Regions from separate parts of the Homo sapiens genome. Here all the other regions are linked to region 1. A link is a loop called in an ENCODE intact Hi-C map of the cell type or tissue named here. Cell type or tissue: Caco-2. All regions are shown on one strand. Each heading gives the region's core, and the rest is flanking DNA. Links, peaks and the distances in the headings are about the cores only. Region 1 has its middle 8.1 kb from the start of TRG-GCC1-5. Region 2 overlaps CXADR (CXADR cell adhesion molecule). Region 3 has its middle 25 kb from the start of BTG3-AS1.

Region 1 (10,407 bases), core at 3,246-5,745:
TGGCTTCTACCCACTTCTACCTGCAACAAAAACTATTTATAGACATGGCCAAATGTCCTCTGGGGGGCAAAATCACCCAGGTTGAAAACCACTGGTCTAATTTACTGCTGAGAGCCTGTCACCCAGCACAGCATGCAATAAATATTTGTCGAATTGAATGAATGAAGTGAATGCATATAGGAAGCCCTCAGTAAGTGTTACCTATTTTTATTATACTATTTTCCAACTATATAAATTTCTACATAAGTGGGATCCAATTATGTGTACTTCAAGGCAAATTGCATTTTTTCTCTAACAATCTACCTTGGTCATACTTTTACATCACCACCACCATTTTATACAGTTGTATCTCGATTGCTTTCTATGGCGTGAAAGTAGTTTTATAATTCATTTATTCAATTCATTATTGATGTGCATATAGGCTAATTTCAATTTGTTGTTATAAATAATGCTACAAAGAACATTTTTCATTATGAATTTTTATTTACTGTCACATCCGGGGCTATGCAATGTATCATGCCCTAATTTGGAAAGGGATTTTGTATTAGGCAGGTTTCTCCAGAGAAACAGAATCAATAGGATGTATATACACACAAGGAAACTTGTTTATAAAGAAATTGTCTTACACAATTATGGGGGTTGGCAAGTCCAAAATCTGCAGGGTAGACCAGCTGGCTGAAGACCCAGGAAAGAGTTGATGCTGCAGTCCAAGTCCGAAGGTCATCTGCTACAGATTCCCTTTCGCGGCAGGTAGCTCAGTCTTTCATTCTATTCAAGCCATCAACTGATTGGATGAGACTTACCCACATTAGGAAGAGTAATCTGGGCCAGGCGTGATGGCTCACACCTGTAATTCCAGCACTTTGGGAGGCCAAGGCACGTGGATCCCTTGAGCTCAGGAGTTTGAGACCAGCCTGGGCAACGTGGCAAAATCCCAATTCTACAAAAAATACAAAAATTAGCTGGGCATGGAGGCGCATGCCTTGTGGTCCCAGCTATTCACAAGGCTGAGGTGGGAGGATCGTTTGATCCCAGGAGGTCGAGGCTGCAGTGAGCTGAGATTGTGCCACTGCCCTCCAGTCTGGGCGACAGAGCGAGACTCCATCTCAAAAAATATATAAGTAAATTAAATAAAATAAAATACAAACACAGAATTAGCCAGTTGTAGTGGCACGCTCCTGTAATCCCATGTACTCAGGAGGCTGAGGGAAGAGAATTGCTTGAACTCAGGAGGTGGGGGTTGCAGTGAGACGAGATCTGCCACTGCACTCCAGCTTGGGCGACAAAGCAAGAATCTGTCTCAGAGGGTGGAGGTGGGGGGTGGGGAAAGAACTACCTGGGACTGCATACTTTATAAAGAAAATAGGTTTAATTGACTTACAGTTCTGCATGGCTGCGGAGATCTCAGGAAACTTTCAATCATGGTAGAAGGTGAAGGAGAAGCAAGCACCTTCCTCATGAGGTGGCAGGAGAGACAGAGGATGAGAAATGCTACACTTTTAAACGATCAGATCTCATGAGAACTCACTATCACAAGAACAGCATGGGGGAAACCACCCCCATGATCCAATCACCTCCCACCAGGTCCCACCCTCAACATGTGGGGATTACAGTTAGAGATGAGATTTGAGTGGGGACACAAAGCCAAACCATATCATCCTGTCTTAAAAATGAAAAAAGTAATGGTAACCTGTCTTATTCAAAGTCCACCAACTTGAATGTCAATTTCATCCAAAAACACGCTCTCAGAAACATCCAGAATAATGTTTGATCATATATCTGGGTACTACGACCCAGCCAAGTTAAAGAAAATAAAATTAGCCCAGTGCAGTAGCTCACGCCTGTAATCCCAGCATTTTGGGAGGCTGAGGCGGGTAGATTGCTTGAGCCCAGGAGTTCAAGACCAGCTTGGACAACATGGAGAAACTCCGTTTCTACAAAGAGATAAAAAATTAGCAGGGCATGGTGGCGCACACCTGTAGTCCCTGCTATTAAGGAGGCTGAGATGGAAGGATTGCTTGAGCCTGGGAGATTGAGGCTACAGGGTGCTGTGATTGTGCTACTGCACTCCAGCCTGGATGATTGAGTGAGAGCCTGTCTCAAAAAAAAAAAAAAAAATCCATTCCAAATCAGGAGTGCTGGTAAAAAAAAAAAAGAAAAAAGAAAATTTATCACACATAAAATTAATCATCACAGATTCCTTGCCAACACATCAGCAGAACTGTCTGACCACCCAAAAAGAGAACTGTTGATGTGAATTGTATGCTAACCAGGGGCCTGGACTGGACAACCTCTCTATGCACGTGGGGTTCTGAGTCTGGAAAGAGATGCCATCTGAGAATGGTGACATATGTCTTTCTCTTTCTTCCTAACCGTGGCTACAGACTAGTCTATTTTTGTGGTTTATCTGCCTACTGTTTAGAATTATTCTGTTTTCTTGGGGCTGTCAGGCACTCAACTGACACTTCTTGATGCTATTGCTGTGTCTGCCTTGAGCAGCTAATGATGGATGTGAAAACCCTTTTATAATTGTTCATTCCAAAGGAAATGTGCAGCCACATGCTCCTGTGGTCTCCTGTGGGCTAAATAAACCCTGATAACCAAGCTTATTATCATTATGTCTAAAATTAAAGTAAACAAATAATGAGTGAGGGCTTGAGTGGTTTATTGTGGTTGAAAAGTACTGACTGACTTAACGCATGAATCTTATAACACCTATTTATATGGGTAAAGATTTGGAGGGTTATTCTAGTTTCCCATCTGGGTTCCAGATATGTGAGATTGCTGGGTGGGAGAATGTTATAGATTGTAGGTTTGTTGTCTTAAGGCAGGTAGCTGTCATTTCTGCCTAAATTATCTGTAAGGCAAGAAACCAAATATATAAATTAATACCATAAATAAGCAAACAAATAATTCTCTAATCTCAATCAATACTTCCCTACTTGTGAACTGAAGAATTAATACAGTCTCTTTGTTTGCTGCTTGGCATGAGTTTCCTTTACCTTTAAAATTAGGTTTGTGTTCATGAAACAAGGTTAGAAATTTAGGGAAGGGAAGAAATCTACTATTTAAAAATATATGACTATTTATTTTTAGCTACCACTTTTTAGCACCTAGGTATTAAAATACATAATAATTAGGAGCTAAGTGTATCCCATAATCTGTCATCATTCGCTCACTTCAAGAGGCCCATCATTAACCTTTCCATTAATTCTACGTCTTTTAGATCTTCCTAAATCAACACCTACTCTAAATGATTCCTCAAATTAAACCCTAGTTTTGCATCTGCACTTTCTCCGTTCTAGCCTGAAAAGCCTACAATCTTTTCTGTCTAGTCCCCATTTCTGCCTCACTCCAGAATCTGGCTTGAAGCCCTGGACTTTCTCGAACTCGATTGCTGGCAAGCAAGTCCTCCATCAAACAGATCCCTCACATGTCTGTGCATTAAAAATAGCTAATATGACTCACTGGCACTTCTTACTTACTCAAACTAAAGGACAGCATCTGTGCTTCAGGGATAGGAGAGTGAAGAGAGCAGAATGTGAAGAGGGAAACTACCAACATTCAAAAATCATTTTCTGGACTTGACATTGATGTTAGCTTTGTCCCTGGTATTTCTATCAGGAAACATATCTGCAAGTGATTGTATGTAGAATTATTCTTTCTTAGCTGATCTATCTGGGGAGGCACATTTTCAAGGATGTCTGCTATGGTGAATATAGCATTGCCATGCTTATTCATGGGTCCCACTGTTTAGACTAATATTATAATAAAGGTCCTAGTTTCAAAAATGCCTTTTGTCAAACTTTTGTCTGCCTTTGTGTCCAAAGATGAACCTTTTAATTCATTCATTCCTTCAATCAAGAAATCATTATTGGCTGGCGTGGTGACTCATGCTTGTAATCCCAGCACTTTGGGAGGCCAAGGGGGAAGATTGCTCAAGCGTAGGAGTTTGAGACCAGCCTGGGCAACACAGGGAGACTCTGTCTCTACAAATTGAAAAAAAAAAAAAAAAAAAAAAAAAACTTATGCTGAGGTAGGAGGATCACTTGGGCCCGGAATGTCAAGGCTACAGTAAGCCATGATCGTGTCACTGTACTCCAGCCTAGGTGACAGAGCAAGATCCTATCTCAAAAATAAAAAAAAGAAAGTATTATTGAATGCCTTCTAGGGCTGCCATGTTCTCCAACTTGTAAGGGCACCATTCTCAGTATAGTCTCTGGAGTTGAGCTCTAGCGGGGGCATTCCCTTCCGGGGTATATTGACTGAGGGACATACAATGGTATGTATGACATAGTCACCTATCTATAGCCCTCCAGGGGGGATTAAGAAACATTTTTCCATTTTCAAGTAGATTACTGTATGTTTATTTGTTTGTTTGTTTGTTTGTGTGTTTCTTTGTTTTGAGATGGAGTCTCGCTCTGTCACCCAGGCTAGAGTGCAGTGGCATGATCTCGGTTCACTGCAACCTCCGCCTTCCAGGTTCAATCAATTATCCTGCCTCAGCCTCCCAAGTAGCTGTGACTGCAGGCACACGCCACCATGTCCAGCTAATTTTTTTTGTATTTTTACTAGAGAGGGTTTCACCATGTTGGCCAGGCTGGTCTTGAACTCCTGACTCGAGTGATCTGCTAGCCTCAGCCTCCCAAAGTGCTGGAATTACAAACATGAGCCACCGCGCCCAGCCAGATTACTGCTCATTTGTTACTCATTCATACCTACTGGTTATTCATTAAAAATAGCCCAGGTTTATGTTTTTATTGGCCTTGTCTAGTGGCTTCCTCCATGTCCGGAGACTCTCTCTGTCCCTGATATGAAAGCACACTTAGTAATCAAACATAAGCACGGTACAGGCAGAGATTCGAAACCAACTATGAACCAGGAAATACAAATAATGACTTTCATATAAGGTTTCTGTCTTGTAAATGTTGATAATGCTTATCAGCTAAAGGAATAAAGTCCAGCCCTGCACCCAACACAGCTGACAACATGATCTTTGTAATCCACAAAATGTCAAGTATAATTACCCTGACCGTTCCTTCACTTAAAAAAAAAAAATCAAACTGGCCGGGCGCGGTGGCTCACGCCTGTAGTCCCAGCACTTTGGGACGTGGAGGCGGGTGGATCACGAGGTCAGAAGATCAAGACCATCCTGGCTAACACAGTGAAACCCCGTCTCTACTAAAAGTACAAAAAATTAGCCGGGCGTGGTGGCGGGTGCCTGTAGTCCCAGCTACTCAGGAGACTGAGGCAGGAGAATGGCGTGAACCCAGGAGATGGAGCTTGCAGTGAGCTGAGAACACGCCACTGCATTCCAGCCTGGGTGACAAAGCGAGACTCTGTCTCAAAAAAAAAAAAAAAAAAAAATCAAACTATGACAAGAGAAAATTTGTGTTTCTTTAACAGAACCCAGCCAGGAAGGTCATAAAATCTAGTCATGACAGGTTCTCCTCTCAGTAGAAAAACTTTTTTTCCTAATAGTAACTGACCTTTCTCATAATTTTTTTCACCCCGTCAAACATTTCGAAGACTTAACGCAACTACTTTTGTTAGTTGGATGGAAAACACCTTGTGATTCAGGTAGAAATAATTCTTCAAGCAGAGGAATTTATATAACTGTGCCTTTTACTATCCATTAAGCAGTTTTTTTATGTTGGCCTACTTGTAATGTGTATCAATGTCAGTTTAAAAGAGGAAACAACATTCAGCCTTTTCACTGGTTTATAATAAGAAATCACTATTTCAAATGACCTTCCCTGAATACCACTCTCTACTGAGTGCTGGAAGGAGCGTGGACAAAGATGAGTAAGACACTGCCCACGCTCTCTGTATGCATGCAATCTGGTGCCTGCGATGACATCTACTCAAAGAACTCAGTCAACTGGCAAGCTAACAAGGTCTATAGCCATGGGTGAAACAGACTGCCTTGAGAATATGGGAAGATTAATTCCAACTGGGGGATTTGCTAGGGTGTGTAGTGACCACGTGGGGATGTCAGAGGAATGGGAAAACAAGAAGATTAAGGGATGAAAAGAGACTTGAAACATTTAAGAATGGAAGTCTGGTTGAGGAATTCAGACTTAACCATGTAAGTCCTGGGACTGGAAATAACAATGCTCAGACGTGTGTTTCCTTAGCAAGATTTTATGTGTTCTTCATTTCATACAATGAACAACATAAAATATATTATTTAAGGTCTACAAAAATCTCCAACCCTACCTTCTGTTGCTGATCCTCTTGGCCATTTTGTTCCTGCAAAAGAGCACTCCTTTCCCACCAAATGCACTTTCTCTCTGACCCCCCGGCATGTCTTGAGTTCGGTCACCTCTGTTTCCCTCCAGCTCTGCTACCAGCCTGAAATCTTTGTCCAGTCTTCTCTAGCTATTCAATTTATACACTCAGCATGCTTTTTTTGTTTTTGTTTTGTTTTTTTTTTTTTGAGACAGAGTCTTGCTCTGTCACCCAGGCTGGAGTGCAGTGGCAAAATCTTGGCTCATTGCAAACTCCACCTCCGGGGCTCAAGCGATTCTCGTGCCTCAGCCTCCCAAGTAGCTGGGATTATAGGCGCCCACCACCATACCCAGCTAATTTTTGTATTTTTAGTAGAGACGGGGATTTCACCATGTTGGCAAGGCTGGTCTCAAACTCCTGACCTCAGGTGATCCGCCCACCTCAGCCTCCCAAAGTGCTGGGATTACAGGCATGAGCCACCGTGCCTGGCCTCACTCAGCATGTTAATTGAAATTACACATATATATGTAATTAATATATAATAATATAAACATATATATTTTTAGAACTGAGGGCCTAGTATGTATTAAGCAGTGTGAGAGATAGAAAAGTATAACAGATCAGCTCACTGCTAATCAGGGAGTTTACCGTCTATCTAAATTCTATCCATCCTTTGAGAGAGCTTTTCCAGACCAGAAGCCCAGCCTGTGAAATTTGAGGGTAAAATATTCCAGAGTGAGGAACAGTCTGTGCTAAGCCCTCGAATGCAAGGAACGCAGTGGAATGCAAGGATGCACGGGGAGCATCCCAGAGCCCCTCTTCAGAATGAGATTTGGCTAAGGGCTTTGTTGCAAGTGCTCCAATCCTATGTCCTTCACTCCTCGATAAACTTTCTACCTGCAAGTTCTCATCTCAGACTCCCTGAGAAACTGGACATAAAATAGTAAAATATATAGTGATGATTTTATAACATCAGCAACAGGCCGGGCGTGGTGGCTTATGCCTTTAATCCCAGCACTTTGGGAGGCCAAAGTGGGTGGATCACGAGGTCAGGAGCTCAAGACCAGCCTGACCAACATGGTGAAACTTCGTCTCTACTAAAAATACAAAAATTAGCCAGGCGTGGTGGCGCACACTGTAATCCCAGCTACTCAGGAGGCTGAGGCAGGAGAGTCGCGTTGAACCTGGGAGGCGGAGGTTGCAGTGAGCTGAGATCGCGCCACTGCCTTCCAGCCTGTGCAACAGAGCGAGACTCCGTCTGAAAAAAAAAAAAAATCAGCAACAAAAAAAGTAACGATAATCTAAAACAGTAGGATATATAGCAATAAAAGAGGCCGGGCGTGGTGGCTCACACCTGTAATCCCAGCATTTTGGGAGGCCGAGGCAGGCGGATTACGAGGTCAAGTGATCAAGATCATTCTGGCCAACATGGTGAAACCTTGTCTCTACTAAAAATACAAAATAAGCTGAGCATGGTGGCACACGACCGTAGTCCCAGCTACTCAGGAGGCTGAGGCAGGAGAATCACTTGAATCCGGAAGGTGGAGGTTGCAGTGAGCCAAGATTGCACCAGTGCACTCCAGCCTGGCAACAGAGTGAGACACCATCTCAAAAACAAACAAACAACAATAAAAGAGAGATGAAATTTTGCCTAGAGAAAAACCTTGAACTCCATGATATGGAATTTATTTATTTATTTATTTGTTTTATTTTATTTTATTTTTTGAGACAGAGTCTCACTCTGTTTCCTGGGCTGGAGTGCAGTGGCGTGATCTTGGCTCACTGCAACCTCCACATCCCAGGCCCAAGTGATTCTCATGCCTCAGCCTCCCGTGTAGCTGGGATTACAGGCATGCGCCACCACATTTAGCTAATTTTTGTATTTTAGTAGAGACGGGGTTTCACTATGTTGGCCAGGCTGGTCTCAAACTCCTGACCTCAGGTGATCCACCCGCCTCGGCCTCCCAAAGTGCTGAGATTACAGGCATGAGCCACTGTGCCTAGCCTGGAATTTATTCTTTATCCTATGAAACAGTTGTTTCCAAAGTGAAGTGGCTAAAAGGATGGTAAGGGGTATAGGAAGAAATTATTTATTAATTATTCATAGTTTTATTAATGTCTTTTTTCTGTTTTGTAATATAGATAACATATTGGTAAAAATAACACATCTAAATAATTTGAATATATATGTGTGTATAATAATGTGTGTATATATATATACACACATATACATACACACATATACTTTGGTATGTGCTCTAATTTTTTCTTCTTTTTGTTGTTGAGGCAGGGCCTCACTCTGTTATCCAGGCTGGAGTGCGGTGACTCACTAAAGCTGAGGCTTTAGTGGTAGGACTAAACCAGGAAGTTGAGACTTCCTGGGCTCAGGCAGTCCTACCATGTCAGCATCCCAAGTAGCTGGGACCACAGGCACAGGCTACCATGCCTGGCTAATTTTTAAAATGTTTGTAGAGACAGGGTCTCACTGTGTTGCCCAGGCTAGACTCAAACTCCTAGGCTCAAGCAATCTTCCTGTCTTGGCCTCTTGAAGTGCTGACATCATACCGGTGGGAGCCGCCGCACCTCTAATTTTCTTTCTTTTTTTTTTTAACCAATAGATGTATGCAATTAAAATTTAAGACCATACTGTAAACAATGGGAGAGTCATTGAGGTCTTATTTGCAGAGGAGGATATACTCAGCATATAAATTATAATAATGGATAATGGTTCTCAACTTTCTTCCTTTCTTTTTTTTTTTGTTTTTTGTTTGTTTGTTTGTTTTGAGATGGAGTCTTGCTCTCTGTCACCCAGGCTGGAGTGCAGTGGCACAATCTCGGCTCACTGCAACCTCTGCCTCCCAAGTTCAAGCGATTCTCCTGCCTCAGCCTCCCGAGTAGCTGGGATTACAGGCGCCCACCACTACATCCGGCTAATTTTTGTATTTTTAGTAGAGACGGGGTTTTACCATCTTGGCCAGGCTGGCCTCGAACTCCTGATCTTATGATCCACCTGTCTCGGCCTCCCAAAGTGCTGGGATTACAGGCATGAGCCACTGCACCCGGATGGTTCTCAACTTTCAACCCAGGAGAATTCCCTGGGAATTATTAGAAATTACTGATGACCAGACCACACCCCAAATTAATTACATCAACTCTCTGGGGTAGGAACGAACATCAATATTTTTCTTTTCTCTTGGTGATTCTAACGTGCCAGGGTTAAGAACCACTGAATTAGAGTTATAATCAAGTTTGATATGAATTGGCCAATGAAATAGTATAATTTAATATTAAATGTTAATTAATTAAAACTATTAAATGTTCTCAAAAGTTACAGAAGAATAAAAACTAAATATTTAAGAAGTTCTTTTACCTTAAGTATTGAAAATAAATGGTTTTTCTCTTCACGGGTTGTTTTTATTTCCTTATAAAGCCTAGCTGTCATGTGATCCTCCTGACTCTGCGGAAGTAAGTCAGAGAAATAAAGACTAACTCACTCATTAAGAGACCTTTTACATAAAACACTTTCTTATCTGTTAGAATTTGAGCTTTCTCAGACTCTCAGCTTGTTTTCCCAAGTTTACACAATAATAAAATACACACAGTGACCTTCTTACTCTTCTTTTGCCAGCGGATTATTTAATACTGATTAGCTTTGAAATGCAAATAGCCCTATCAAATAGCAAGCTACTTGCCTTCAACCGGACTAAGGCTGCATTAGAGTGAAAGTCAAAACTGTTTTATGCAAAGAAAAAAAATAGTCTGTCAAAGGCCCCTAGGTCTTCAATTTTTTCAGGATTATATTCAGGATATGAAATTCTTTGTACTGACTAACGGATTACCTTTTCTTCTAAATTCTTTTGTTTCCAAACTCCCAATCCTATGTTGACTTACAATTAACCCTTTGCTGACCATTAGTTGAACTTTCAAACCAAACATAACGCTTTCAGCATTTGTATTTATATCACAACATGACAAATACTAGTAAGAGAGGGAATTTTTACAGAAAAAGCTTATCTAGCCTCTTACATGAGGACCACTATTTGTTTTTCTTAAACAGAGAGTAACAACTTCAGGGCTGCAAAATACCTTTGAGATTACCTAATTCACCCTCTTCATTTTACAGATATGCACCCAAGGTCTGGTACGCTTTTACTAGGTCAGTGTTTGGGCTGAAGA
Region 2 (10,407 bases), core at 4,346-6,845, 80 kb after region 1:
TTTTACACATAGAAGGAAAAGCATATGCCAACAGTGTTCCACACATGTGGACTGATTTGTCTTTTTCCCCTTAGTGCCTCCTCTGATTTGTTGTTTTTATTATTGGTCCCAGACCAAAACAATCTCACTGTTGTGGTTCATTTTGTTGTCAATTTTTTTCACTATTTGTAAATGTACCGTCATTCATTCCTAGTGCAATTTCCCTTCTCTTATACAAAGGCACTTGTGCCTGTGAACATTGTTTTGCCTGCCACTTCCCTCAGAGATCTCAAAATTGTTATCTGCTTACCTCCAGGCATCCAGACTTGCCTGATTGCTGTTTTATTGTTACAACAAAGTGCTTTGTTGACTGCTTAGATGTCAAGACAGATTATGCAGTTATGCAGTTGCCTAACTCATAATTCATAGCTCCTCTCTGTCCCTGCTTGAATTCTACAATGAGTCATGATCTTTAAAATCCCTGTGCATGTGCCATCACTGATCAGGGTTTACATCTAGTATCTTTCTGGGATAGGTTAAAAACACAGAAAATATGTTTCAAAGTGTTCCTTTTGTTTTGTTTCCTCAGCGATAGAAAAAAGAAAACCTTCATTCAACAAATATTTGTTGAATGCCAAGTGCCCAAAATTTTGCTCTGCTAAAAAAAAACCAGTGATGATCAAGAACAGCATGAGCTTTGCCACCAAAGTCAAATGTGAAATAGTCCCTGGAGGCAGAGGGTGAGCGCAGTTTCAGTAAAGTGAGGAAAGTGCCCGTGATGAAAGCATTGTTAGTGCTAGTCCGAGGAGTAATTAGAGGACATATGTTCTGGAGGAAGGGGCTGAACTGAGACCATAGTAAGCCTAAAAGGTGGGATGGAGCAGAAGAGGAGGTATCTTTTTTTTTTTCTTTTTAAGATGGAGTCTCTCTCTGTTGCCCAGGCTGGAGTGCAGTGGTGCGACCTCGGCTCACTGCAACCTCCACCTCCCGGGTTCAAGCCATTCTCCTGCTTCAGCCTCCTGAGCAGCTGAGACCGTAGGCATGTGCCACCACGTCCGGCTAATTTTTATATTTTAGTAGAGATGGGGTTTCACCGTGTTAGCCAGGATGGTCTCAGATCTCCTGACCTCGTGATCCGCCTGCCTTGGCCTCCCACAGTGCTGGGATTACAGGTGTGAGCCACCGCGCCCAGCAAGAGGAGGTATCTTACACTGTGCTCGTGCTGAGTGAGGCGAGATGATGATGGAGATGATGATGGCTGTATTATACTGTGGGAGTGGGAAGTGGTAAGAAGCTAAAGGTGCTAGAGGGTGGCTAGTCAAAGGACCTTGAGGGAGAATTAAGGTGTCTGAATCAATGAGGAGCGACCAGAGATTGTCAGACATGTCAGTGACGTCTTTTTTACAAAAGGAGTTATAGGCTGGATGCAGTGACCCATGCCTGTAATTCCAGCACTTTGGGAGGCTGAGGTGGGAGGATTACTTGAGCCCTGGAGTTCAAGACCAGCTTGGGCAACATAACGAGACTGCAACTCCACTGGGAAAATAAAAATAAAAATAAAATTAGTGGGCATGGTGGCACATACCTGTAGTCCCAGCTCCTTGGGAGGCTGAGGCAGGAGAGGATCCCTTGAGCCCAGGGGTTTGAGGCCACAGTGAGCCTTGGTTGTGCCACAGCACTTCAGCCTGGGCAACAGAGTGAGACCCTGTTTCAAAAAAATAGATAAATAAAAGCAATTATATAGAGAACACTCTGGGTGAAGTATGGAGAACAAGTTAGAATGAGAAAGTGTGGTTGCAGGGAAGCCAGTTAGCAGGCTACATCCAGGCCACGTGAAAGATAATAGTGGCCTGGATATAGGTAAAAATGGTTGGATTTGGAATGTATTAAAGAGGACATAGTATGCTTTGAATGAGTGAACGTTGATACCCTGCTGCCTTTCATTTTGTCTCCAGGTTTGTGCAGATGATTGGTGATGCAGCTATTTCTTGCATCTGTGATCTTATGCAGGGATTGATTGCCAAAAGTGTTGGTAGTAGGTCACGTCACTGAGATAAGGAGTTCAAAGGAGAAATTTAGGGTTGTGCTGGGGAAACAAACAGTTTGATCAAACATCATCTCAGCTTGCTGCCACTGGTCCCCCTGCCTCCAAATCAAGTATGTGGGTTGAATTATAAAATTACCCCCATATTTTCTTGTGTTATTAGAAGTCTTCCAGCCCAGCTTTAAAACTGTCGCTGGTTTGTGCTTTCCTTATTTTAGATTCTCAGGGGATCTACAAGGATATCCCTATTACCTAAACAGACTTCTTCCTGCTCTTGAATTTTCTTGTCTCATATCCTCATTTTTCTTATTTCAGTGCCTTTATGATCTTTCACTTCCCTCTTCTCCTTCCACATTAGTCTGGATTAAGTAACTGGTATTATTCAACATTTACTTGGATTTTGCATAAGAAGCAGTTCTTTGATGTCATTGTCTGTAATGCCTGTTCCACAGGTTTTGTAAGGATCAGATGAAATAATTAAAGCCCTTTGCATAATGCTTGACTTACAGATAAGCAATAAATTTAAATTCCTGTGCACTTCTGTATATTAATGTACATAATTTTTTTTTCTCCTGAGAGGGACCATCCAGGCAGTTCCCTCGTGTCTTTATTGGCTAATGGATTGAAAAGTACATTTTTCCATCATTTTGCGAATTCCCAATATGTTTAAATCTTCTTGAGAATTTCTGCTGAAATCATTACCTTCATGTCCAGTTGAACAGTATACCCTATCCATGATGAGAAACTTCACTGCTCTGTATGCAGTCTGTATTAGTCTGCTCAGGCTGCCGTAACAAAATGCCATAGACAAAATACCAATACAAAATACCATAGATGCCTTAAACAATAGAAACTTGGTTTTTCACAGCTCTGGAGTCTGGGCAGTCCAAGATTAAGATGCCAGCAAGTTTGGTTTCTGGTGAGGGCCCTCTTCCTGGCTGGTAGACAGCTGCCGTCTCCCTCTATCCTCACGTGGCAGAGAGAGTGCTCCGGTATTTCCTTCTCTTAAGCGGATGTCAGTTCCTTCTGTTCTGGGCTCTATGCTATGGCCTCATTTAATCTTAATCACTTCCTTAAAAGCCCTACCTCTAATACAGTCACATAGGAGGTCAGGGATTCAACATATGAATTTTGGGGGGGACATGATTTACTCTACCGCCGTCCCCCAAAAGTATTTTTATTCTATTAATATATTTATTAGTATACATTATATGTTTAATGTTATGTTCCTTTTGAAAGACCTAATTTCATTCGATGATTGTATTTGCTGTTGGGTGAATGGAACCAAAGCTGAAGGTGGCAATATTTAGTCATACTTCTATTTATATGAGTGAAAGTCAGCATTACTCCCCAGAAGCCAAATTTTAGTAGCATCTTTTTGCTGGAGGGGACTGGTTCTACCTGATCTGTTTGTCCTTGCTCTTTGTCTGAGGTAGGTGAGCTTGAATTTCTTACTCTGATTTTCCTGACTGTTGTTGGACATTTAGGTTGTTTTCAGATGTTTTTGTGTTTCAGAGAGCATCAGTGAGTAATATCCTTGTACATATGAGCTGTTCAGTTATGAGAGTTCAGCTGCAGTTCCTAAAAGTGGATTAGCACACTGACATTTCACACGTCTTCTACTGCGTTGACAGTAGGTTGTGCTGATTTACTTTCTGTGTTGCCACAGTTTCCAACACTTTTGCCAAGATTGGCCTTATTGAATTTTTTTAACCACCGTCAATTTTATATTTGAAATATGTTACGTTATTCTAATTTATATTTATTTAATTATAAATATGGTTGTGTGCTCTCTTGTTAATCTTTTTTAAAAATAGACTTTATTTTGTACAGCAGTTTTAGATTTACAGCAAAATCGAGCAGAAAGTACAGAGTTCCCCTGTACCCCTTTCCCCCATGCACCAACATCTCCCTCGCTTGTCAACACGCCCCCCACCAGAGTGTACCTTGTTAGGATTGATGAACCCGTATTGACATAACATTACCACCTAGAGTCCATAGTTTACATCGGGGTTCACTCTTGGTTTTGTACATTCTACGGGTTTGGACAAATGGATGACATGCAGCCACCATTATAGTATTACACAGAAGCATTTCCCTGCCCTAAAAATCCTATGTTCCGGCTGGGCGCGGTGGCTCACGCCTGTAATCCCAGCACTTTGGGAGGCCGAGGCGGGCGGATCACGAGGTCAGGAGATCAAGACCATCCTGGCTAACACGGCGAAACCCCGTCTCTACTAAAAATACAAAAAAAAAAATTAGCCGGACGTGGTGGTGGGCACCTGTAGTCCCAGCTACCCGGGAGGCTTGAGGCAGGAGAATGGCGTGAACCTGGGAGACGGAGCTTGCAGTGAGCCAAGATCGCGCCACTACATTCCAGCCCAGGCGTCAGAGCAAGACTCTGTCTCAAAAAAAAAATCCTATGTTCCACCTATTCTCCTCTTCCCTCTTTCCCCTGCATCTGTTGATTTTTTTTTTTTTTTTTACTCTCTGTAGTTTTGCCTTTTCCAGAATGTCATATAGTTGTAATCATACAGTGGCTTTTTTCACTTAGTAATATGCATTTGTGTTTAAGTTTACTCCATGTCTTTTCATGGCTAGAGTATGCATTTTTGACTTGGTATGCAATACTACAGAAGTAATACTATGTTCTTTTCTAATCAGGAGGTACATAATGTCCATTTGTTCTGGTGAAGGTAAATTTGATCGTTTGATTAAGGTGATGTATACCAGATTTCTTCACTGTAAAGTTACTACTTTTTCCTCTGTAATGAAAGTGTTTTGTGGGAAGATACTTTGACATTATGTAACAAATGCTGTTTCTCATCATAGCTTTCAGCACCAATTTTCAATATTTTGCCTGAAACAATTATTACTCTGTTTTTGCCAAATGGTGATTTTTTAATAAGATTTTTAGTATAGTTAAATTTTTGTCTTCTTCCATAGCTTTTGTGTTTTTCTGTTCTACTTTTCTCTAAGGCTTTCCTCACTCAAAACATTATTAAAAATTCTCATGTTTACTTCTCTTTTTAAAAAACTAGTGATAACATTTCATGAGCACTTTCTAATGTTTATGACTTTAAGATTGCCAGAAGGAAAAGATCACTGAAGACCACCTAGGTTAACAAACAGCTTAAATTTGAAAAAACAAGTGAAAGAAGCCAACGCATGTTATCAGTTCATAACATTACCTCCCTTCTAGAAGAATAGCTTCTTCCATTCTCTCCAGTTTGCTTCCAATCTTATAGTGGAACCAGATCTTCTAAGGCCTTAGTAGGAGGTGACATCAAGGGCTAAAAAAATACTCTTTGATGAACTCATGTCACTTTGATGCTCAGATATAAGTCAGACTGTGCAGAAGAGAAGCTTTAAAGATCCAAGTGATTTAGAAACTGGAGATAAGAAAAGCAAGCAGAAAACTGGGAAATGTTATTTCAGTCACTGCCAATATGGGATGTGGTTCCGTCTGTTTATTTACATAATATGATCTAGTGCTGTGCACTTATTAACTAGACTGCAAATACTTGCAGCTTAATAATGTGCCGCATATTTTATCACATCCTGAATTATAAATTTGAATAAAATTGTAAGAAGATCTGATATTTGATTTACCTTTTAAACCGTGTTTCAACCTGCAAGTAGTTTGCAAGTTAAATTGTTAATCTACTTGCTGCATAAATAAAATTGGGCAGTATTAGGAAAGATGCCCAGGGCCGCTGTCTGAGACCAAGTGTCTGTCTTTTGTCTTATGTAATTTGTGTCTGTTGCGTACTTCAGCACTTGAAAAACTATTCCTCTGTGAAAAGAGGCCCTTCAGTGTTGCTAGGAAACCCAGGAACTGTTTTATATGATCTCAAGATTTTAATTCATTTCTAGTGCAACACAGTGAAGAGGAATTGAAGGCTTTAACCATTTTTTGAAAGAAAAACAAAAAACAAAAAAATCTAAAAGTCATTAAAAAATCGTTTTAAAATATCATAAGCAGCATACTCATTTAAAAAAATCTCAGAATAAAGCAGAAATGGACAGTTGTCTTCCTTAAAATCCTAATTCTCAAAAGTAGTTGCTGTTAACAATTTGACATATATCTTTTCAGATTATTTTGTTACACATATATGACTATTTTAAGGCAGTTTTTTAAAATTACTTTTTATGTATCAAACGAGAAAGAAAGATAATATAAAAACTAAGTTGTATTTTATTTTGATCACTTTGTATAGTGTAAGTACTGAGAACATGAATTTGGGGGATTTCAACTTTTACAAATGTAGGTGTCTAATTGAAGTTATTTAACATTTTTATTTGATTTCTACAAAATGAAAACTCTAAAAACACACAGTAACCCGGAAGTTTTTATTGTTATTGATAGCAATTTTTTATTCTCACTTATATATTCTTAGCTCCATATTTGAACTATTTCTTGGTTTGTTTTGGAATGAGATTTTTATTTTTAAGGGTACTTAGATTACTCATATTATTTGATGCATGATGTGTTAATAACCAAACTAAATTTCTGAAATTGATCAAATTTATAATTCACTCATTAATTCTTTTCTATTATGTGCAAAGAACTACAGCAGGAGATAGAGGTAGCCGCAATTTGCAATTTATTTCAGCCCTAATAGAGCTAATGATTTAATAGTAAATCAGGGCATGCATTTTAAAAGTTCGCAAAAATACAAGGTAACATGGGAAGAAGATAAGTTTCTCAACATCTAGGAAGATGTGACAGGCCAGGCACAGTGGCTCAAGCCTGTAATCCCAGCACTTTGGGAGGCAAAGGCAGGAGGATTACTTGAGCCTCAGGAGTTAGAGACCAGCCTGGGTAACATAGTGAGACCTCATCTCTTAAAAAAATAAAAAATAGAACATGTGACACAACTCTGGATGCCACCTAAGTCAGTTTCACCATAAAATTTATAGAGGAAAAAAAATTCCAAGGCAACATATGCTAAGTGCCGAGTAAGTGATACCGATGGTAGAAAGTAAAGTACAATCAGCATTCATAGAGAAAGAAAAATCATTGTAGGGTGGAGAGGTAGAAATGCCTTAATGAATGAGATAGGAATGGAACTGAGTTTATTAGAAATAATAGAGTGTATTTAGGTTACACATTTAGGAGAAACACTTGAGATTATGTACATAAATACCAAATCATATCATTTTAAATAGAAACATGGGCATGAAATGGAGGCCAGAGTAGTTGGACTTTTGGGCTGGATCAGTGGGTTTGGATGATGTCTGATCAATATTTGCTGTATAACAAAACAACTCAAACTCTAGAGGCTTAAAACAAAAATCATGTATTCATGATCCTGTGGGTTGCTAGTTAGACTAGGCTAGGATGGAAAATTATGGGCTCAACAGTGGGGCTGCAGAGAGCTGGTCTAGACTAGGGCTGAGTGTTCGAGGGTTGGCCAGACACCTCCGTTGCCCCCTCTGTGGTTTGTTCACACAGTGGCCGGTGACCGAGGAGGCAAGAGTGGGTGCAGCAAGGGTTTTTGAGGCCTAACCTCGGAACTACACAGGTCATTCCTGGCACATCCTGTTGGTCAAAGCTGGGCAGGCCTCAGGTTTAAGGGAGCAGGTGCAGATAATTTGAATCCCAATTTAAATTTATTTCAGGAGTGCATTTACATGTGATTGAAAGCTTACGATGGTGCCTAAACGTAAATGGTGTTGAATGTAACCAGGATTTTCTTTAGTTCTCAGTCTATTGGCTTTGACTTTATTAAAATTTTATTAGAACTGATAGTCTGTGTATATTAAGCTTATTTTAGGACTAATGGAAAGAATCATGCAGTGACTAACTCCTCTTCATTTTGGTTTGTTCTGTCAAAATTTATTTGAAAAACAACATCAAGATAGTCATGTGGAGAATTAGGACTTTGGATTGATTTACTCCTAATTTTGCTCTAATGTGTTTTTTTTTTTTTTTTTTTTTTTTTGGTGGGAGCAGGGGAAAAGGGAGAGGAAGAGAGAGGCAGGCCCCGTGAACCATACCATATCTTAGTGCTTAGGGCCTCCTCCAGGTCATCATCCAGCTCTGAAGGTTGTCAGAGTCAGGTGACATAGGTCCAAATAGAGTTGCTCTTCAACAGAAAGTAGTGAAACTTAATGGTTATGCACACTTTAGATGTTTGAATTTATACTTAAGAAAATGTTGGGTAATCACAAGTAAACCATAGATGTGACAAACTAGTGCTATGCATACTTTTATAGTATGAATAGGAAAAAAAGTTTTATGTGATTGTTCACTTACAGACTAAATTTGCATTTAATTTTTTAATTTTTTGAGACAGAGTCTTGCTTTGTCACCCAGGCTGGAGGGCAGTGGCACGATCTTGGCTCACTGCAGCCTCTACCTCCCAAGTTCAAGCGATCCTCCTGCCTCAGCCTCCTGAGTAGCTGGGATTACAGGTGCACACCACCACACCCAGCTAGGCTAACTTTTGTATTTTTGGTAAAGATGGGGTTTCACCATGTTGGTGAAATTAAGTTATGTAATTTTAAGACGTCTTTTATAAAATAAAATAAATGTGATTATTGGCTTTTTCAGAAGGGAAATAAAAAGGGATGAACAGTAAGAAGTGTCTCAAAAATAATATGAGTCAACTATTTGGTTTTTTTTGTTTTTTTTTTTTTTTGAGACAGAGTTTCACTGTTATTGCCCAGGCTGGAATGCAATGGCACAATGTCGGCTCACTGCAACCTCCGCCTCCCAGGTTCAAGCAGTTCTTCTGCCTCAGCCTCCCAAGTAGCTGGGATTATAGTCATGTGCCACCATACCCAGCCAATTTTGTATTTCTAGTAGAGATGGGGTTTCACCATGTTGGTCAGGCTGGTCTCGAACTCCTGACTTCAGATGATTCACCTACCTTGGCCTCCTGAATTGCTGGGATTACAGGCGTGAGCCACCGTGCCTGGCTGTACATTTTTAAAAGATAAGTAAATTGACAGTGTTCCTTTTCTTTTTGAATTATCCTCATCAAAACTTATTGCTTAGAAATATTTTTAAGCATTCAATAGAAGGTTATAGAATTAAATCTAATAAAAATTTAAAGAAGCCTTAGCAGAAACTGTGTCACAGTTGATCAGCATATACCCTACCGACAGTGACTTAGTTCCCTGTGTGTTTGTGGTGAGCATGAATTAATGTAGCCTTGAATTTGTATGACATGACTGACCGTATTAGTCCATTCTCACACCGCTATAGAGAAATACCTAAAACTGGGTAATTTATAAAGAAAAGAGGTTTGATTGGCTCTGCAGGCTGTACAGAAAGCATGGCTGGGGAGGCCTCAGGAAACTTACAATCATGGCAGAAGGCGAAGGGGAGGCAGGCACGTCCCACGTGGCCAGAGCAGAGAAGGGGGAGGTGCTGCACACTTTTAAACAACCAGATCTCCTGAGAACTCACTCACTATCAGCAAGGGGGAAATCCACCCCCATGATCCAGTCACCTCCCACCAGGCCTCTCTTCCAACACTGGGGATTACAGTTCAACATGAGATTTGGGCGGGGTCACAAATCCAACCTGTATCACTCACCTTTCAGAGATTCTAGCCAAATTCAGTTTTAAACATCTGCTTGCATATAGAAACCTTCTACCAGTAGAAACTTACATAATGTCAGGAAGTTCACAGCGTTCCTTAAGGGAATTGTATCAAATAAGATGATACTACTTGTGTCATTCTACTTTTACAAAGGCACAAATTAAAAACTGGGCATCTCTTGAGTTTGGACTCCATTCCTCGGGACCCAAACCCCGTCCTGTATCCCTCGCATCAATGTGCTGCTTCTGAATGGCTGCGGGGCACTGTGTGGGCTGTCAGCGTATAGCAAATGCTTAGTCCCTTGTACATTTCTTTCTCTAGATTTCGCCAGAAGTTTGAGTATCACTACTCCTGAAGAGATGATTGAAAAAGCCAAAGGGGAAACTGCCTATCTGCCATGCAAATTTACGCTTAGTCCCGAAGACCAGGGACCGCTGGACATCGAGTGGCTGATATCACCAGCTGATAATCAGAAGGTGGATCAAGTGGTAAGTTTGATATGTCCTTGCTCGCTTAGCAGCTGTCTGTGCAACTATCTGATGTGTCCATCACCTTGCCAGTCACATGGATGGGCTGCAGGGAGCTAGGAAGGAAGCCCCCCAACTTCTCAGGCTTTATGGTCTGGGTGAGGAAGGCAATTGCTCTGGTGGAAATTGAGGACACATGTAATGGAGGGAAATAGATAATGAGTGTGACCTAAGGTTACAGAAGAGCAAAAGATCACTGGAGTTCTTAGAGACACTTCAGGGAAGAAGAGGAACTTATGAAAGTTCTGACAATCTGGATTTGAGGCGGGGAATAGCAGAGGCCTAGATGGAGCAGGCATGA
Region 3 (10,407 bases), core at 4,037-6,536, 120 kb after region 1:
TCCCAAAGAGCTGGGATTATAGGCATGAACCATCTTGCTAGGTCACAAACTTGTTTTTAATTTAACAATTGCTCTCAGGTCATTCTGTATTTCCCTTTGTATCTATTATCTTTGGTACAAAGCAAGCTTTTTTTCTCCCAAAACTGTATAGTGTTACATCAAAGTGATACACTATAACGTATATAATCAGTTTCCAATTGATGGTCATTTAAATTAATCCCATCCTTTTGGTATAACAAGTAAAATTACAATCAATATATATGTATATATGTCATTTTGTGTATGTATAAATATATCTTTAAAATAAATTTCTAAAAGGAGCAAATGAGTAAAGAATATTTTGATAGATACTATTAAAACAGCATCCTAAGTGTTGTGGCAGCTTATGCTTTCAATATATGAGAGTGTTTATCCCCTGAAAATCTTCACCATACTTTTATCCAACTTCTTGATCTTTCCTGACCTCAGGAGAAAATTATCACATGGTTTAAAAGTCTACCTCTCTTTCAATTTGCTCAGTTGAGCATCTTTTTCTTTGTTTAAAAACATTTGTAGGACCAGACACGGTGGCTCACACCGGTAATCTCAGCACTTTGGGAGGCTGAGGTAGGAGGATCACTTGAGGCCAGGAGTTCAAGACCAGCCAGGGCCAACATAGTTGAGACCCTATCTCCACAAAAAATAAAAAATTAGCTGGATGTGGTGGCATGTGCCTGTAGTCCCAGCTACTCAGGAGGCTGAGGTGGGAGGATCACTTGAGCCCAAGAAGATTGAGGCTTGCAGTGAGCTCTGACAACACTGCAACTCCAGCCTGGGGTGACAAAGGCTAAGACTCTGTCTCAAAAAAAAAAAAAATTATATTTTTGAGAATTCCATTTTTCCTTTGTACTAGTAGTCTGGCTAATTTGGGAGGAGTTTGTTTGTTTGTTTGTTTGTTTGTTTTGTTTGTTTTGACGGCGTTTCACTCTTCGTTGCCCAGGCTGGAGTGCAGTGGCACAATCTCGGCTCACTGCAAACCTCTGCCCTCCCGGGTTCAAGTGATTCTCCTTGTCTCAGCCTCCTGAGTGGCTGGGATTACAGGCACCTGCCACACATTTCCTAAGGCCACATAGCTAGGAGTGGGAATCTAGGTCTCCCTGAATTCCTGGGTCTAGCCGAACACACCCAGGTAATTTTTGTATTTTTAGCAGAGACAAGGTTTCACCATGTAGGCCAGGCTGGTCTCGAACTGCTAACCGCAGGTGATGCACCCGCCTTGGCCTCCCAAAGTGCTAGGATTACAGGCATGAGCCACCGCAGCCCGCTGGAGGAGCTTTTAAATATTAATAATATTAGTTCTTTGTGATTTGACCCGCAACTTTTCCCCTCAAGTTATCTGACTGTTTGTATTTGCCCTTTTATGGCTATGTAATCTTAATCCTTCCTAAGTCCCACAGAGAAGCCATTTCCAAACCATTCTGGTTCAACACTGACTTATCTCTCCCTCCTTGAAATTGTACCCTCACTGGGAGCTCAGGGTCACCTGTCTTTTCATGTGTTTATCTCCTATCTCTAAGCAGATGTCAGAGTTCTGAAAGGCAGAAACATCTTTACATCTAACTGTTCAACACATAAACTCTCAGTAATCTTTGCTGATGATAATAATTGTAGCAGCTCTGGCTGTGTTCATATCAAGCCATTGCTGCATGTATCGCCATAACAGTGTGTCTCCTTGATTTATCTTTGGTTTCTTCAAGTTGTCGGAATTTTTGCCAAGAGCAGTTTTATGGAATCAGCACAAACTAATGAAGAAAGTGAGTTATCTTGCATTTGAAAAGATGTGTCTAGGTTACATCTTAGGTCAGCTGTCACACACTATCCCAAGTTCAATGTTGGCTGCTGGCACTGTGCTCTTTTAATGTTTCTAAGTAAGACATCTTCTCACATAGTCCCAGAACTGTCAACAATGAGATAATTTTTTGGGAACAGGAGAATGACCTTGCGATTCTGGGAGGAGAGAACGTGATAGAAAAGATATCAGTGACTGCAATTTGCAACCTGTTGGGAAATCATAGTCCTCTAACATTCACCAGTCTTTTAATCTGACAAGGAGGGGACATTTTATGTGTTCACAGAAACGAGAGAACACAAAGTAAAATTAAACAATTACATGAGAGGAACCATAATCTCTGCCTTCTCAAGTAAAAGATACTATCTGCTGTGTTCGGGACATGATAAAGATGTGCTATATAGTAGACCAGGAGAGCTTTATGAATGTATGTATATATAGATTTGGTTTAAACTTCTTGTAATGTTATGGGCAAAAGATTTGTGGTACAGTTAAGTGAAGAAATTTACATAGCAGTTAAAGTTCTGCAAAAAACAGAAACGTCCATAGGCTGTTTTAAATGTTAAAATAAAAACCTTTAAATGTCTATAGTAGTCATAGGAAAGATATACCAAATTTTAAGAGATTAACTTGGGGTGGTTGTTTTTCAGATTTTCTCCAACATATATGTATAACTGTTGTACATCATCCATTTTAGTATCAGAGCAATACTTGAAATACGCTACCATCTCATCCAAAATAGCCATCAGATGATTTGGCCATGCTGACACACACTCGAAATCCACTTTGCTCCCCCTGGTATCAGTGAACAGACATATTTTAATGATTAAATACCCAAATGTTAACTAAGAAATAAATGTATAATCCTCTCTTTGAGTTTGCTCAAAGGCTGAGGAAGAAGAGAGAAATATCTTAAAGAGATTTTTAAAATTCAGCACTATCCTAATGATCACATGGGATTCCTTTTTGGACCCTTTCTTTGAGGACAGTTTACCAGAAAGACCTCATTATGATCTGGTCCCATCTCTGTTAAAATTAGCTTGTAATGGATCTACAAGGCTGCCTACGGGTGTAGTAACCTCACACAGAATGGATCTTAACCTCCTTCCTTCCTTTTGTTGCTATGTTAGAAAGGGATCCATTATAGCCACAAGTTAGTGCTTTCGAGGCTTGCATACATAGGACATGCTTATTCCTGGGTTTGTGTGTTTGTGTGTGTATGTGTATGCAATCAACTCAGGTGGGAAAGATTTGTGCTTACTCATGATTTAAGATAAATGGAAGGATTCTGTTAGAAGAAGTAAATGTAATGGTTAAGAGTTTGGACTCTGGAGTTAGAGGTTATCCTGGCTCAGCCACTGAACAAATGAAGAACAAACTGTATAGACCTCAAGAACATACATGAGATAATCCATGTAAAGCACCTAGTCCAGCGTTTGGCTGGTATGAAGCCATCAATAAATGATGATTTTTAATTAAAGACGTAGCTTTGGCTTTTTATTTATTTTGGTCTGTAACAGCGATGTGAAGATCATCTTCTAAGGAAAGAGCGTATTGTAGTGCAGGGTGGTTCACGTACACATCATCGTGCCATCCTGCATTCACAAGTTTGGTTATTCTGTCTTGCAAACGTTCAAATGGTTCCTAATGTATTTGGACATCTTACTATTATTAAGGTCTTGCGATTCTGAAAGTTTTAAAAAGTCCTGCCCCTAGGCCGGGCGTGATGGCTCACGTCTGTAGTCCCAGCACTTTGGGAGGCCGAGGAGGGCGGATCACGAGGTCAGGAGTTTGAGACCAGCCTGGCCAACATAGTGAAACCCTGTCTCTACTAAAAATACAAAAAGTTAGCTGGACATGGTGGCGGGCACCTGTAATCCCAGCTACTCTGGAGGCTGAGGCAGGAGAATTGCTTGAACCCAGGAGGCGGAGGTTGCAGTGAGCCGAGATTGCACCACTGCGCTCCACCACAGAGAGAGACTCCGTCTCAAAAAACAAACAAACAAACAAAAACTCAAATAACAAAACTGACTTTATATTTTCATGTTACAGTCTCTTTAAACAAAGTTCAAAAATTTTAAATACATTTTCATTTTCAATCAGTATATTTTATCACTTCTTCTTTAGAAGTGGTTGATGGATGATTTATAAGATGCAAAAACAATGTTTGTTTTTTTCCATAGAGTTTAGTAAAACAAAATCACACTGTTTTTCCATTGAATTTTGTGGCTTTACTTATTAAATTAACTCTGAAAAATGTATTGTCTATATTTTTTATGTGTGAATTCATAAAGTTGGTAGTTCTGAGATTAACTTGGCTGTTTATTTCTGGACTTTAAATGAATACTCCTGACCAACATCTGACATTGATATGCATTGAGATATATGATTGAAAAGATATTTCTGAAAGAGATTTGTAGCTTAAAATCTAGTAATAAAGATTTGTTAAATCAATTACAGCACATACATATGAGTACCATGAAACTATAAAAAATCATGTTTTAGGAAAAAAACAATGGCGTAAGAAAACATTCCATGTTTTCGAATTGTGTGACCATAAAATGAACATATTTCATATCATAATACAACAGTATAGGAGTATATAAAGTAAAAGCTCCCCCATCCATTAAACTATTAATAGTGGTTTTCGATTCCAATGATCTGTCTTTGTGCTTCTGGGTGTTTAATTATTATTTTTTTTTGAGACCGAGTCTCGCTCTGTCGTCACGCTGGAGTACAGTGGCGCCATCTCGGCTCACTGCAACCTCCGCCTCCCAGGTTCAAGCGATTCTCCTGCCTCAGCCTCCTGAGTAGCTGGGATTACAGGCGCGTGCCACTACGCCCAGCTAATTTTTTTGTATTTTTAGTACAGACGGGGTTTCACCATGTTGGCCAGGATAGTCTCGATCTTTTGAGCTCATGATCCGCCCGCCTTGGCCTCCCAAAGTGCTGGGATTACAGGCATGAGCCACCGCGCCCGGTTTTAATTCTTTTCTTAAATGAACAATACTACTTTTATTAACAGAAAAATAATTATAGTAAAGAAATGTTTTGTATAATAACTATGACATAATTCATTAAAATTCTCCATTACCAGTGACAGTTTTTACATGTAGACCCATAGGAAAAGAAGTGATTTAAGCTATAACCACTAACACTTTTCCTGTAGAAGCTAGATTATTCTTTGCGAATATAGTATTTAGCTAAGCTGGAAAGGGAAATCTGATGCCCTCTTGTGGCCAGTAATTTTTATAGGCGATTTATTCCTTTTCATCTGGTCTAAATATGGTCTCAATTTATAGTTCCCTCGTCATTAGTGTGCCATTGTCTTATCTTTTAATATTTTTAGCCATTTGTGTTTCTTTATTGATTTGGCCTTACTAAATGATTTACTTTAATTATATACAGACCCTTTTTGTATATAGTGACATTAATTCATTTTCTTTTACACATTTTGTGAAAATTTAAAATTTTTTCCCCATTCCAAATGGCCTGTCTTCCAATATTTCCCAAAGCTAAAGTTTATATGTATATATACAAAATGTGTGTATATATATATATAATGTGTATATATATATATAATATATATTATATATGTATAATCCTTCCATATTTCCTCTCAGTTCTTTTATTTATTTTTATTCTTGGTAAAGATGGGGTCTCACTTTGTTGCCTAAGTTGGTCTCAAACTTCTGGCCTCAAGCAGTTCTCCTACCTTGGCCTCCCAAAGTGCTGAGATTACAGGTGTGAGTCAGCCTCTTCTCAGTACTCCTATAGTTTCATAACTTACGTGATTTCTTTAATATATTTGGAATCTATTTTTATGGTTTGAAGTAGGGGGTTAATTTTTAAAAATGGATAGCCAAATACCTATTAATTTTTGTTTTGTTTTAGTTTTTTAAAATTTTTTATTATTATTATACTTTAAGTTTTAGGGTACATGTGCACAACGTGCAGGTTTGTTACATATGTATACATGTGCCGTGTTGGTGTGCTGCACTCATTAACTCGTCATTTAACATTAGGTGTATCTCCTAATGCTGTCCCTCCTCCCTCCCCTCACCCCACAACAGTCCCTGGTGTGTGATGTTCCCCTTCCTGTGTCCATGTGTTCTCGTTGTTCAATTCCCACCTATGAGTGAGAACATGCGGTGTTTGGTTTTTTGTCCTTGCAGTAGTTTGCTGAGAATGATGGATTCCAGCTTCATCCATGTCCCTACAAAGGACATGAACTCATCATTTTTTATGGCTGCATAGTATCCCATGGTGTATATGTGCCACATTTTCTTAATCCAGTCTATCATTGTTGGACATGTGGGTTGGTTCCAAGTCTTTGCTATTGTGAATAGTGCCGCAATAAACCTACGTGTGCATGTGTCCTTATAGCAGCATGATTTATAATCCTTTGGGTATATACCCAGTAATGGGATGGCTGGGTCAAATGGTATTTCTAGTTCTAGATCCCTGAGGAATCGCCACACTGACTTCCACAATGGTTGAACTAGTTTACAGTCCCACCAACAGTGTAAAAGTGTTCCTATTTCTCCACATCCTCTCCAGCACCTGTTGTTTCCTGACTTTTTAAATGATCGCCATTCTAACTGGTGTGAGATGGTATCTCAATGTGGTTTTGATTTGCATTTCTCTGATGGCCAGTGATGATGAGCATTTTTTCATGTGTCTTTTGGCTGCATAAATGTCTTCTTTTGAGAAGTGTCTGTTCATATCCTTCACCCACTTTTCGATGGGGTTGTTTTTTTCTTGTAAATTTGTTGGAGTTCATTGTAGATTCTGGATATTAGCCCTTTGTCAGGTGAGTAGGTTGCAAAAATATTCTCCCATTCTGTAGGTTGCCTGTTCACTCTGATGGTAGTTTCTTTTGCTGTGCAGAAGCTCTTTAGTTTAATTAGATCCCATTTGTCAATTTTGGCTTTTGTTGCCATTGCTTTTGGTGTTTTAGACATGAAGTCCTTGCCCATGCCTATGTCCTGAATGGTATTGCCTAGGTTTTCTTCTAGGGTTATGGTTTTAGGTCTAACATGTAAGTCTTTAATCCATCTTGAATTAATTTTTGTATAAGGTGTAAGGAAGGGATCCAGTTTCAGCTTTCTATATATGGCTAGCCAGTTTTCCCAGCACCATTTATTAAATAGGGAATCCTTTCCCCATTGCTTGTTTTTCTCAGGTTTGTCAAAGATCAGATAGTTGTAGATATGTGGCGTTATTTCTGAGGGCTCTGTTCTGTTCGATTGGTTTATATCTCTGTTTTGGCACCAATACCATGCTGTTTTGGTTACTGTAGGCTTGTAGTGTAGTTTGAAGTCAGGTAGTGTGATGCCTCCAGCTTTGTTCTTTTGGCTTAGGATTGAGTTGGCAATGCGGGCTCTTTTTTGGTTCCATATGAACTTTAAAGTAGTTTTTTCCAATTCTGTGAAGAAAGTCATTGGTAGCTTGATGGGGATGGCATTGAATCTATAAATTGCCTTGGGCAGTATGGCCATTTTCACGATATTGATTCTTCCTACCCATGAGCATGGAATGTTCTTCCGTTTGTTTGTATCCTCTTTTATTTCATTGAGCAGTGGTTTGTAGTTCTCCTTGAAGAGGTCCTTCACATCCCTTGTAGGTTGGATTCGTAGGTATTTTATTCTCTTTGAAGCAATTGTGAATGGGAGTTCACTCATGATTTGGCTCTCTGTTTGTCTGTTATTGGTGTATAAGAATACCTATTAATTTTTGATTAGTGGATTCTTCATCTTTAATTTGAAAAGCCCCATTCACCAAACTTCTGTATATAAATGTTTCTGGTTCTGGATCTGTAATTCTGTTTCACTGGTGAATTAGTTTATTCCTATGTTATACTTCAGAGTATGTATTAATAAATAATGTAAAAGGAAAAATACTCTCTGCTCATTGTTTTACTTAAAACAATTCTTGGTAATTCTTGAAATTTACTCTTCCATGTAAACTTAAAATCAGGCTTTCTAGTTACATAAAATTTTGCTGGGATTTTAAAATTATGATTTCTATTGACTTTATGTATTAATTTGTAGAAAAGTAAAGCTTTTATAATATCAGGTCCATTTAAAAATGATATATTCTTCTATTCAGTTTTTGTCTTTCACCAAATTTTAATAATTTTCTTCTCTATAGGACTCACTCCTTTTTGTTGTTGTTAAAGTTTATTTCCAGGTATTTAATAAATTTTCTTTCACTTTTCTTTTTTGCATCCCTCTACTCCCTAATACTTTTTCTTAATAATGGGGTTTTCTCCCACCAAATACTATATTTAACATTTTTCTCATGAATATTATCATATTATATATAATGGGAACACTGGAGGAAACTATGCACTATTGCTACCCCATTATAAGTATTTACTATTTCAGAATATTTCCTTGTAGACACAGTATGATTACAAACATAAAACTGTAGCCACATTGCAATTGTTTAATTCAGAAATACAACAGATTGTCCACAAAACATACAATTTGATTATCACTGATGGCAGCATTTGCATCTGCTAAAAATAAATCCATTGAACTTGTCTTAAAGCCCTTTGAGAAAGTGTCTTTTTACCCTCCAGTTACAAAGTAATAATGCTCAATATAAAAATTTAAAGATCAAAATGTTGAAAGTAGAAAAATAATATTCTCTGTATTTGTCCCATTCCCCGCCTCTGAGAACACTAACTACCATTAACAATTTTTTGCCCCCAGACAATACTAGCACCATTCTAGGCATACCATTTTTTTTTTTATTCTACTCTTTTTTAATGGCTACATGGTATTTTCCACAGCATTTCCTTGAACAGATGTTCAAATTTTATTAAACTGTTCATCTATTGGTGGCTACTTGGGCTTTTGTTATTTTTGCCACCCAAAACAATTTTGCAGTGAACACTTATTACGTAGGTAATGGTCCTCGTTTGAGTACTTCTGTAGATAAATTTCTAGAAGTACGTACAATTGCTTGATCAAGGGATATATACTTCAAGAAGGTGTAACTGCCCTCCTCTTTAAGCCTCTAGTAACACTGTAAGAGACTGCTTCCCCTACACCCTCACCAATATTGGGCATTATTAATTTTGATTCCCAAAATAAATGTTTTAATTTGTATTTAGTGTTCATATATTTATTGGTCATAACACTAATATTATACACAGAAATGATCCATTAAACCTCTAGTCTAGATAGAAATGTGTTTCACCCATATTCCCTATGGATTTATATTTTATAAATTTTATATATGTATACACACAAATAAACATTTTTTAGCCATGGCATTGCTGTCTAAATCATAATTAGTATTTTTAAGTCCTATGAAATTTAAACACAAAGTCTCCCATGATTATGTTTCTTAACTTTTATGGAAGAAATTTTTGTAGCTAGGTATTTTTTTTTTTTTGATAGGAGAAACAAATTCAGTACTTTTATTTGTGCTGATTGTGTGCTTTACAGAATAAACATCAAACTACCCTAATTGCAGTGATGTATCTGCTACAAGTCTTAATGGTGAATTTGTTTTTGATAAGGGTTAAACATGCTTCCACTTTTGTCCTTATGTTACCCTTAAAAGTATACATGAAAGAACAAAGGAACATAGAAGATGGACTAATGCTATTAAATTTGGAAGTGGGTGATGGTTTCTGCAATGAATAAAATGTACATATTTTAAAGAGGAATTGCATGAGCCTTCCCTTGTGCTCATGAGTGCTTGTGTGACAACTTCGCAGTACGAGTCAATGCCATAAAGTGCCATATGCAATGCAGGGATATTGTTGTGTTTCCGTAAGAGCCTCACAATGTTATTGCTTCATCCATTGCAATAGATTCCAGAGTATATGAAGAAATTTGGCACAAAGTTTACTAACGTTGTACACTCTGTTAAATTGCCAAGTAACTGATAAGTAAGAAAAAAAAGTTAAAGACTGTGACAGACTTGGGAATTACTACTCATTATGTGTGATCTTTCCATGTAACAAGTCATTGGTACAGTTTGCTTTGTCATCTCAGTCTTCACTCTACTGGGTTGTACTGTTTATTGCAATTTAATTTCTATTTCCAGCAATAAAATTACTATCAGATGATCAGCCAGCTCCCTCTTCAGATATATCTGAGTAGTTTGTAACAAGAAACTTGGCCAAAGATTTATTAGTGGTTAATCAATAGATACTTTAATGTCTTATATTCTCATTAATTTACCTTCGCACTGGTTCCTTTTTTTAAAAAAAATCTTGGTCTGATAATGAACCTTCTTACAAGTTTCAAGATTTGGTAGATTTTATAGGTAACAAAATGAATCTGATGGCAAGGTACCATGGCATGGGCCTTAAAAAAGCCCAGCTGGGTTTTAAGTCAGAGCTTCATTATTTAGTTTTCTGTGATCTTGGGCATTTTTAACTTCTCTGGAATCCTTATCTAACTGGGATGATAATGGTACATACCCCCTGAGGCTGTGATGATTAAATAAGTTGTTGCCATGTAGTAATAAAAATTAAAAAAATTATTTACTATTATCTGTAAAATGGACAGAATGGCTACACAATAAACTGTACATGGTAGGTGTTTGTATTTTTC

Evidence for each region. Peaks named below come from ENCODE experiments on the same cell type or tissue, not always from the same donor. Only the 100,000 strongest peaks of a DNase experiment are listed, where the experiment ranks them.
Region 2: a loop joins it to region 1, with 4 times the contacts of the local background. A loop is called at or near these places in 5 of 110 quality-filtered maps.
Region 3: it touches region 1 in a loop (2.0-fold over the local background); 2 of 110 quality-filtered maps call a loop at or near these places.

What each region holds. Positions count from the first base shown.
Region 1 is chr21:17,457,785-17,468,191 of GRCh38, forward strand. No RefSeq gene overlaps it. Among named protein-coding and RNA genes, the nearest start is that of TRG-GCC1-5, 8.1 kb to the left of the region's middle. In Caco-2, for the core only: no CTCF peak of the experiment used is centred there; a DNase peak (open chromatin) is centred at 4,687.
Region 2 is chr21:17,537,127-17,547,533 of GRCh38, forward strand. It overlaps CXADR (CXADR cell adhesion molecule), which reads left to right. Exons shown (of 7, transcript NM_001338.5): 2 at 9,901-10,067. Among named protein-coding and RNA genes, the nearest start is that of CXADR, 29 kb to the left of the region's middle. In Caco-2, for the core only: no CTCF peak of the experiment used is centred there; no DNase peak of the experiment used is centred there.
Region 3 is chr21:17,581,007-17,591,413 of GRCh38, forward strand. It overlaps a transcript of CXADR not described here. Among named protein-coding and RNA genes, the nearest start is that of BTG3-AS1, 25 kb to the right of the region's middle. In Caco-2, for the core only: a CTCF peak has its summit at 5,039 (motif pointing left); no DNase peak of the experiment used is centred there.